Linked DNA regions of Homo sapiens: region 1 is linked to region 2. Evidence: chromatin contacts called from ENCODE Hi-C data. All regions are on one chromosome and are shown on one strand. Each heading gives the region's core, a stretch centred on a gene start or an enhancer-like site at or near the end of the contact. The rest is flanking DNA. Distances are from core to core; before and after follow the strand shown.

Region 1 (4,955 bases), core at 548-3,047, 980 kb before region 2:
ATATGGTATGGGTGAGATTACTGAAAATAAATACGATAAAAGTTTGAACTTTTATTCATTATTACTTTACGGTTATTACCAAAGCAGAAGCAATTGCACTCAGCACAGTGGCCAGATTTTAAATGAAACATTAAACATTTTTTTAAGAAGGGAATTTCCTTAATTTGTTAAGAGACATCTATAAAAAATATCTACAGCATATTTCTTAATAGTGAAATATCAAAAACAGTCCCTTTAAGAATGGAGCAAAGGACGGGCGCAGTGGCTTATGCCTTGCACTTTAGGAGTTCAAGGCAGGAGGATCATTTGAGGCCAGGAGTTTGAGACCAGCCTGGGGAACAAGGTGAGACCCTATCTCTAAAAAAACAACCAAACAAAATAACTAGTAAGGTGTGTATGTGTAAGTGTGTATCTATCTATCTATCTATCTATCTATCTATCTATCTATCTATCTATCATCTATCTATCTGTGTGTGTGTGTGTGCGCCCACACACGCACGTGTAGTGGGAGGTGAGAGTTTTAAGGGAGGAGCCACATAAACTGGACTATGTCTAGTTTGAAATAACTGAAATAACTCCACAGATTAGGGTGGGTCTAATTGGAAAAATCTCCATAGATTATTTTGATATAACCATTCCCTTCTCACTTGAGAATCTTGGCTTTGTCTTATTCTTAAAACAAATATACTATGGCTTATTTGAATAAAGCTGTCACTAAAACAGCTGTCTGTGAAACTACTCTTCTAGAACAGCCCACCCCCAAAAATTACTTAAGCTATTAACGACAATTCCATTTCTCTTGCCAGTGACTGCCTCAGAAATGGACAGCTGACCCAGTTCTGGCAAATGAGGTGTCAGGGGCATCAGCCGGGAAGCTCTGGGGAAGGTTCCTCTCTGCTCAGGAAGAGACATGAGGTAGTCTCTCTGTTCTCTGCCAGTGTCTCACCAGAGAGGATGCTTGGACCACTGTGCCCAGCTTGTCCGTGGTCAGAAGACAATGCCAACATGTGGAAAAGGGCTCCCAAGCAAAACCTAGAGTCCTCCTTTGAATATTTTCTTATATAAAATAATGTATTTCTTTATTGTGTAAGCCATTTTGAATTTGTCACTTAGAGCCAAAAAGCATTCTAATGATTCGAGCTTGAAAACTTTTAGGAATGAAATATTAACACGGGGATTTGAATGTACAACTCCTTTTCCTGGATTAAGCAATTCCAAAAGTATTTTTCAACCTCTCAAGCTTAACACATTTATAGAGTTCCAAAGCCAAATGAAGAAATCAGCTAAGGTAGGGAGGATCAGATGCTTGCAGAGTGGAATATTGATGCTGTCAATCATACACTTGAAAATGTTTGAATAACATTGGCTGTCAAATGTGTGGTTTCTTTTAGGTTGTTCTAATTTCATTCGGGTTCTTTAATTTGCACATCAACACTGAGGCATTATCCTAGAACACCTCCCTTTGCCGATTCTGACTTCTTTAAAATTTGAAACTTTTTCAGGAGAGTCCAGATGGCGCCTCTATCAATTAACTCTGAGAATCACACTCCAGTTTAGCACTTCCAGTGAGGGGCACTTGGAGAGTACTGATATATGATCCAGTTAAGATAGTTAACATGCTGAGTAAATACAAGAGTAACACTTTACGCTGCACACCATTTGACTGAAACTATGCCTTCAAAATTCTTAGCAATTTCATTTGCTCTTCTGGTTAATTCTGCTCCAGCACTGAGACCTGATACTCTTGTGACATTGTGGAGCTATCGGAAGTAGCAGCTGATTTACCACACGGTAAACCCTCTTGAGCCCCAGGGCATTCTGCCAAAACACTGCCTGAGATTTGCTGCTCCATTTTTAGTACATGGGCTGGGTTTCTTCATACAATGCTTGAAAGCCAATCTGCATCAGCAGCGTTGAGGCTTTTAGCTTTTAAATATTTTTAATTAAGATGATCTTCAGAAGTCATTGGTTTGATCTTAGAAATATGACAATTGCACATTCAGATTACATGTTCCCTTAGAACTCATCTCTTTCTACAAGCATTCTTGGATAAAGCCAATCTTCATCACTGTACAGCTTGTACTATTTGTATTATTTTGGCCTCATTCTCTGGTTATTTCCTTCATGCATTTTTTTTTCTCTGCAATTAGATTGTAAACTCTTCTAGGTCAGGAAGAATAGCTGTTTTTTTTGCAGCATTCAGTATATATTAATAAATATTAATAAAAATATTAATAAAAGACCAAGAGATAATTAATCAATTATAATGGTATTATTCAATGTACTGAAGCAAATTAGCAAAATAGGCTTTACCTAAGTGGGAGGAGAGTTTCCATTTCACACTAGTAATACCATGCTTTGCACATAGTAGCATTTGGTAAATATTTCCTGAATGAATGAGATCACTCTACAGAACACAGAATTATGGAATTGGAAGGTATGTTAAAGAAATGACTACTGGCCCTCTTTTTTTAAAGCAAATTATCTCAGACTGATGAAAATCTATCTAGTTTTTAAAAGACCACAAACTTGCACAGTGAATCATTCCGACATTTTGAAGACTTCACTATTAAAATACTTTCTTTATATCCTCTCCTGGATGGTAGGGAAATTGATGACATAATTCCACTCAGACACACAAAAATAATTCTAAGATTTCCAAGGTGAGGAAAAGAAATAGTGGGAGAAAAACAGAAAGAGAGAGAGGGGGAGAGAGAGAGAGAGAGAGAGAGAGAGAGCGCATGCATGAGAGGGAGAAGAGAGAAGAAAGTTCCAGACAGATGACCATTTATCTTCCATTCTGAATGTCTTTTTTCCCCCAAAAGATATGGAAACATGGCCTAGCAATAGAGAGGTTAGTGAAAGGTTTTCATTTTATAATGCACTGAAATTATTTCCTTATGGTTAAAGAAAAACAGCCTATCCTTTAGCTTTAAAAAAGGGGGAGCATTTGTAACTGTGCAGAAAAGAATACTTAGGTTTCATTATTTCCTTTGGAAAAAAGTTATAACCTGCTCTGAATGAGTACAGTAGCTTTATATAAAAGATTATCAACCAGAATACATACTCCGGAAATTTTAGCTCCATTGACTTCGACTTTCTGGATAAAGGCCAAATGAAAATATCTTCCTTATGGGTGAAGGAAGAATCATCTGAGCTATTTATTTTAGCTATGTAAATGTATGTATTGTTTTTATTAAGGCAGCCGTGTTCTATTTTATGCTCTGTGGTTTTCTTCTCTCAATATTAGGACTCTGAATAGAACTTAGGATGGTATCTCTTTTTATTTAATATTAGATAGCCCTTTATTTCTTCTGAAAAATGAACAGTTAAATTAATATGGAAAAGCCATGCTCTGTGTTTTCTTTAGTACAAGCTTAATAACCTCAGCAACAACTTACTCTTTCTCCTTTGGGACCTGCAGGGCCATGGGGTCCCATAGGACCATCTGTACCCTAAAAAAAAGATAATATGAGATATATCACAAGGGCTGCAAGAATAGCAGTTATAATTTATCCTGGATTTTTCCTAGGTGAATGGTGCCTAAGAATATCAGTAAGACAACTCATCTCCTTTCAAAGTGCTTTATGCTTGATTATTTCAGGCCAGCGGTTTTCAAGAAACTCATGCAAAAAGGATGAAGTATATAACTGCATGTTTCAATGAAAGGCACACACGAAAAGCTGCATATCATATTTAATTATATCTTTTTCCTCTGACTAAATAAAGCATCACTGGCTGGGTGCGGTGGCTCAAGCCTGTAATCCCAGCACTTTGGGAGGCTGAGGTGGGTGGATCACCTGAGGTCAGGAGATTGAAGCCAGCCAGCCTGGCCAACATGGTGAAACCCCGTCTCTATTAAAAACACAAAAATTAGCTGGGCATGGTGACGGGTGCCTGCATTCCCCTACTCGGGAGGCTGAGACTGTAGTGAGCCAAGATCGTGCCACTGCACTCCAGCCTGGGCAACAGAGCGAGACTCCGTCTCAAAAAATAATAAATAAATAAATAAATAAATAAATAAAGCATCTTCACTTTGCCCCATAATCTTAAGAAGAAAAATGTAATTGTTTTTCCTTCCTGTCACCTCTTCCTCAAGCCCTTTCTCTACACCCACTGCCACCCTTAACCGGGCGTGCTCTGAACTCTTGTTTTCAGCTGTTTAAGAGGCTTGAACTGTTACACAAGTAGAAGAAAATTATTAAGTAAATGAAAACAGTGTGTAACTGTTCAATCCAAAAACTTCCTGCAGCTCTGTTGGGGGCAGCAGGGGCTTACAGGAAAGGAATCATTCTTACAGATTCTGCGGCAGTGGCCAGTCACTAGGCTTACAACTCACAAACCAGGCAGCCAAGATGACTTAAAGGTATAATTCCCCTTTGTCCCCCTGGTTAGTTCAGGATTAGGATTTCTGCAGTAGAAGAGGTGATATTTGAATGAATGTAAGAACGCTGAGGTCCAGTGAAAATAATGATTGCCTGAAACAAGTTTTTAGAATTGAAAAGATGGGAATTTCTTTTAGATTCTTAAAACTGTAGCCAGGACTTCAAGTATACTTGCTCATTTCCAGTATGACTATGCTTAGATTCATAAAAAATTGATTATAATATTTGCAAATGTAGGAACTATTCCAGCATGATTTTTCTTTAGTATTCCCATTTCTGTTCTACTATTCTGGTTTATTCTGTGAGAGCTTTGTGATAAGAAAGAATTCAGAGTTTTAAATTCATTCTAATGTTGCTGAATTCTCATCAGCTTAACTGATATTTTTCTTACTGCCTGAATTCAAAGTTCACCTTCAGAAGACTTCTAAATACTGAGTATCTGTAGCTGAAATTTAAGAGCTGGAGCTGTTAAGAACCAAAGAAAAAAAGACAAAATGACAGAAGACAGACAAGTCATTTCTATGAACAGAAATTGAAAGTTAGTGCCAAGGAAGAAGTTACATTTGATGG
Region 2 (4,731 bases), core at 1,567-4,066:
GATCCTCCAGCCCTAGTCAAGTCTTCAGTGGACTGCAGCCCCAGGTGATACCTTGACTGCAACCTTATGAGAGACCCTGGGTCAAAATCATCCAGCTAAGCTGCTCCTTAATTTCTGACCTACAGAAATTACACAAAATAATGTTTATTGACACTACGGATTGGAGTGAGAGAAGGTAATACAGATTCTGCTCCTTAACAGGACGCTTGACCTAGAAAGTGAATCACAGAAATACATTCAAGAAAACAGTAGCCCAGATTTTACCAAATTCTTTGAAGATAAAGAATGGCTGTGGAAACCAGCATTTTTGTTTTTTTTTGCATTGCTGTAAAGAAATGCCCAAGGCTAGGTAATTTATAAAGAAAGAGGTTTAATTGGCTTATGGTTCTGGAGGCTTTACAGGAAGCATGGTGCTGGCATCAGTTTCTGGTGAGGTCTCTAGAAGCTTACAATCATGGCGGAAGGTGATGGGGAGCCAGCATGTCACATGGCAAGAGTGGGAGCAAGAGAGAAATAGAAGAGGTCACAGACTCTTAAAACAACCACATCTCAAGTGAACTGAGTGAAAACTCACTTATCACCAAGGGGATGGTGCTAAGCCATTCATGAGAATTCTGCCCCCATGATCCAATCACCTCCCACGAGGTCCCATCTACGACACTGGGAATCAAATTTCAGCATGAGATTTGGAGGGAACAAACATCCAAACCATATCACCTACTTAACAGACATTTTCATCACATGAACTAGTTGAACAAGGATCTTCAGGCCCTGGAGAAAATCGTTTTACTTCGAGTGACAAGATTTTTGGGTTTAAATAAATATTGAATCTTTGGAAAAGTTATATTGCAAAAAGGGATCTTGAAATGTTTCCACTGCTGCTTGGACTTTAGAATAAGGAAGTCTCAAGTCTTACCGAAAACCACCGTGGGGAATTGCAGAACAAAACCGAACAATATTTTCCTTCCCCTGGAACACAACTGTATAACTACGTGAGGAACCCTTTCCTTGAATCTTCTCAGCCTGAGCACCTGGCTTTGAGAAAAGAGGAAGAACTTTGTGAATGTATGACTGTAGATATAAGATGAAATGTACTTATTTGTGTTTCTCCTTCTTTTTTTTTTTTTTTTTTTTTTTGAGACGGAGTCTTGCTCTGTTGCCCAGGCTGGAATGCAGTGGCGCAATCTTGGCTCACTGCAATCTCCGCCTCCCGGGTTCAAGCGATTCTCCTGCCTCAGCCTCCCAAATAGCTAGGATTACAGGCGCCCGCCACCACGCCCGGCTAAGTTTTGTATTTTTAGTAGAGACAGGGTTTCACCATGTTGGCCAGGCTGGTCTTGAACTCCTGACCACAGGTGATCTGCCTGCCTCAGCCTCCCAAAATGCTGGGATTACAGGCGTCAGCCACAGCACCTGGCCTGATCTGTGCTTCTACAAGTTTTGGATTTCTGAGAAAGAAGAGCAGCTTGACATTTTTAAGAAAGTAATAAACATTTTGACATACTTTAAAACTTCTTGTTCAAGCAAGCTTTTTCTCACTAAGTTTTAAGAGTAAAGACAAAAATCATCTCATTTCAGTTGAAAATGCAATCTGTGTGTGACAATCTCAAGTTCAATTCAGAATTGAGCAAATACACAGCAAAAGATAAGCAAAGGTTTCATACTAAATAGGTAATTTTCATTTTTTGTTTCAAAAATAATACACTTATATAGGCCCATAAAAAGACCAACATTCGTTAAAATCAAATTGCAGCATTTACTAAACTAAAAGAAAAAGAACAAGTAAAGTTTCCTCTCTCACTTATTTTGTTTTTTGTTTGTTTTGAGACCAAGCCTTGCTCTGTCGTCCAGGCTGGAGTGCAGTGGCGTGATCTCGGCTCACGGCAACCTCCGCCTCCCGGGTTCAAGCGATTCTCCTGCCTCAGCCTCCCGAGTAGCTGCGATTACAGGCGTGTGCCACCATGCCCGGCTGATTTTTGTATTTTTAGTAGAGAAGGGGTTTCACCGTATTGGCCAGGCTGGTCTCGAACTCCTGATCTCAAGTGATCCATCTGCCTTGGCCTCCCAAAGTGCTGGGATTACAGGCGTGAGCCACCACGCCCCGCCTACAAAGGTATTTTAAAATCCCATTTACAATAACCCTCTGAATTAGATAGGTACCAAGTTCCACCCTCTTCTAAACACGAGATCAAATATCAAGGTAAGGTCTCAGAGGGTTTGGGTGTAAAAGACTCCAACCAAATTTAATAAATGGGAAGTCATTACCTTTATTTGTGAGAGAAGCTTTGGAGAATGTGGGGGAAGCTGATGTCAAATATAAAGGGCTTAAAGAGAGAAGAGGGAGAGGAGCTTTCAGCACAGTCCAGTTCACAGCCCGTCGGTGCTCAAAACATACTTGAATACCTGGTACAAAAGATAAAAATGATGGTTTGGTTTTCTATAAGACAGCATAGTTTCTTTAAAATTACACACACACATGCATTGCTTTTCTTCCTTTAATTAGTTGAGACCATAGGACAAAAGAAGAGGCATAGTTGAGCGCGTAATGGTGCGAAAATCAAAAGGTTGGGAAGAAACAAGAAACTCAGATAAACGCTTCCGTCGGCTGTGACAGGTTCTGAGGCGCCCAGATCTACTGGACATAGCGCGGCTCAGAAGCCTCAGAGACCTGTCCGCACAGTTCCTGAAGTTAGCAACAAATTAGTGAGTGCTGTTGCGGGCCATTTTGCAGCCAGAGAAGCAAATGCGCAAATGCGCCCAGCCAGTCAGCACGGACTTCAAGAACCAACTTCATTCCTTGCAAGGTGCTTTAGTTCTGGCCGTTAGGGCGGCAACCAAACAGAAACCTGCCCCGCCTCTGGGAGAGAAGGCGGATCCCTAACGCCAGCTATCTCCAAGAGCAACATTGCCGCAGCACTTCCGGGACGTCGTGCTGCAAAGGACGCCGCTGTTATACGTCACTTCCACGGCTCAGCGTCAGGCAAGTTGGCCTCTCTGTTGTAAATTAGTGGTTAAGGTTATCTATTATTGCCACTTTTCCAGCGCTAAAGGCTGTTTTGGAACCAGTGTTGCTTGTTCCGCGGGTGATTGGCTTTTTTTTTTGGCAAACCAGTTATTCAAGTTTCTGGTCTTTAAAAAACTCTGTGGCGGTACGGTAACCGAGGAGGTTCCAGCGCGGCGGAAGTACCCCGCGGGTGGGTGTGTGCGCAAGGCCAGGGCCAGAGGGGCACGTGGCGCCGGTGAGTGGCCGTAGAAGCCGGAGGATTTGAAAATGCTGGACGTGGAACCCAACTGCCGGAGGGAGGGAGGAAGGAAGGGGATGCGGTGCGAAGACCTTGCTGTCTGTAGGGGGAGGAGATACTAATCATGGGGCGGCAAGGGTGGTGTGTGGTCGGTCGGCGCTCACGAGACCATGGAGAAGTAAACTCTTCACCCATCAGGTTGGTGGTCACTGGCTGTCTGACCGTGGGTGAGGTGACAGGGCTGCTTTTGTCTCCTTTATGGTGTTCTCACCGCAGCTCCGAGGGGTTGGAGTATACTCAGAGGCTACAGTGATCAGAAGACATAGGTCGTTTTTTTTTCATCAGGGAGGAGAGAGAATGTCTTTTCGAGGCGGAGGTCGTGGAGGCTTTAATCGAGGTGGTGGAGGTGGCGGCTTCAACCGAGGTGGCAGCAGCAACCACTTCCGAGGTGGAGGCGGCGGTGGAGGCGGCGGCAATTTCAGAGGCGGCGGCAGGGGAGGATTTGGACGAGGGGGTGGCCGCGGAGGCTTTAACAAAGGCCAAGACCAAGGACCTCCAGAACGTGTAGTCTGTATGCAGTCTTCAGTATTTAGCTTATTTGAAGGAGTAGGTGTGGGTTGGGGGTTTGTGTTGTTAGGCAGCAAGTTTGGGATACACAAGCCTGTGTGGAGAATGTAGCATGTAAGGGTGGAGTGGGGAGATCAAGAAAGCTGAGGGATACTTAGAATGCATCTTGGAGGTGGAACTTGAGGGTTGACAGGAAGATATTAAATAGGTAATCGTGAGTACTTATGCCTAATTCCCCGATTTTACAGATGAGAAAACTATGATTTAGAGTTAAGTTTTTTTGCTGGGGTCATAAGGTTAGTGATAAGTGATCAATTAGTGATATAGCTGAAATACAGGCTGGGTGCGGTGGCTCACGCCTGTAATCCCAACACTTTGGGAAGCTAAGACGGGAGGATCTTTTGAAGCCGGGAGTTAGAGACCAGCCTGGATAATAAAGCAGGAGACCCTGTCTGTACAGAAAAGAAAGAAATACAAAGCCAAGTATTCTGACTCCAAAGCCCATGCTTTCTGTTACTACTCAAAAGTAGATAAGTGAGAAAACAATTTGCTTGAGAGGGAAACTGCCAGAGAGGAAATCTAGAAAAACACCTATTTAGGGTAGTTTTAGAGTAATTAACAATGAGATGGGAATGGAAGTCACAGAAAGTGAAACTTACTACATTAAAGAGGAGAGAGGGTGAGTAGTGTCTAACTAAGAATGGCTTGGATGAGTATGCAGGATGGTTTGAAAGGAGCAGTTTCTAGAATAAAAGGTCCCAGCCCACAAGCTGTTGTACCAGTCCATACATGAGACCTTGAGAGCCTGAATCAGGATGGTGACAGTGAGGAAAAAAAAGGAAGGGTTAGATAGGAGAGAGATTTCAAAGGAAACAAAATCGGTAGAACTTAGCTAATGCTGATAATAAAGGGTTCCAGGTTT

The links. A loop is a pair of places that touch in the nucleus more often than their neighbours do. Pooled maps may share reads with other maps.
Region 1: a map of chondrocyte shows a loop between it and region 2 (2.1-fold over the local background). The contact joins the enhancer-like site here to the promoter of GAR1-DT in region 2. A Hi-C loop is called at or near these places in 2 of 168 maps with a recorded cell type or tissue (IMR-90 and chondrocyte) and 7 of 50 pooled maps.

What each region holds. Positions count from the first base shown.
Region 1 is chr4:108,828,979-108,833,933 of GRCh38, forward strand. COL25A1 (collagen type XXV alpha 1 chain) reads right to left here. Exons shown (of 38, transcript NM_198721.4): 32 at 3,402-3,455. Among named protein-coding and RNA genes, the nearest start is that of ETNPPL, 68 kb to the left of the region's middle. Within about 2 kb of position 1,798, at least 2 of the 41 ENCODE cell types and tissues checked have a DNase peak (open chromatin) inside an H3K27ac peak, as active enhancers do.
Region 2 is chr4:109,812,566-109,817,296 of GRCh38, forward strand. GAR1-DT (GAR1 divergent transcript) reads right to left here and starts at 2,817. Exons shown (of 2, transcript NR_186620.1): 1 at 2,266-2,817; 2 at 354-1,035. It overlaps GAR1 (GAR1 ribonucleoprotein), which reads left to right and starts at 3,197. Exons shown (of 7, transcript NM_018983.4): 1 at 3,197-3,239; 2 at 3,588-3,813. The coding sequence starts at 3,600. RefSeq lists enhancers at 2,573-2,672, 2,843-3,242, 3,253-3,302, 3,653-3,702, 3,873-3,942.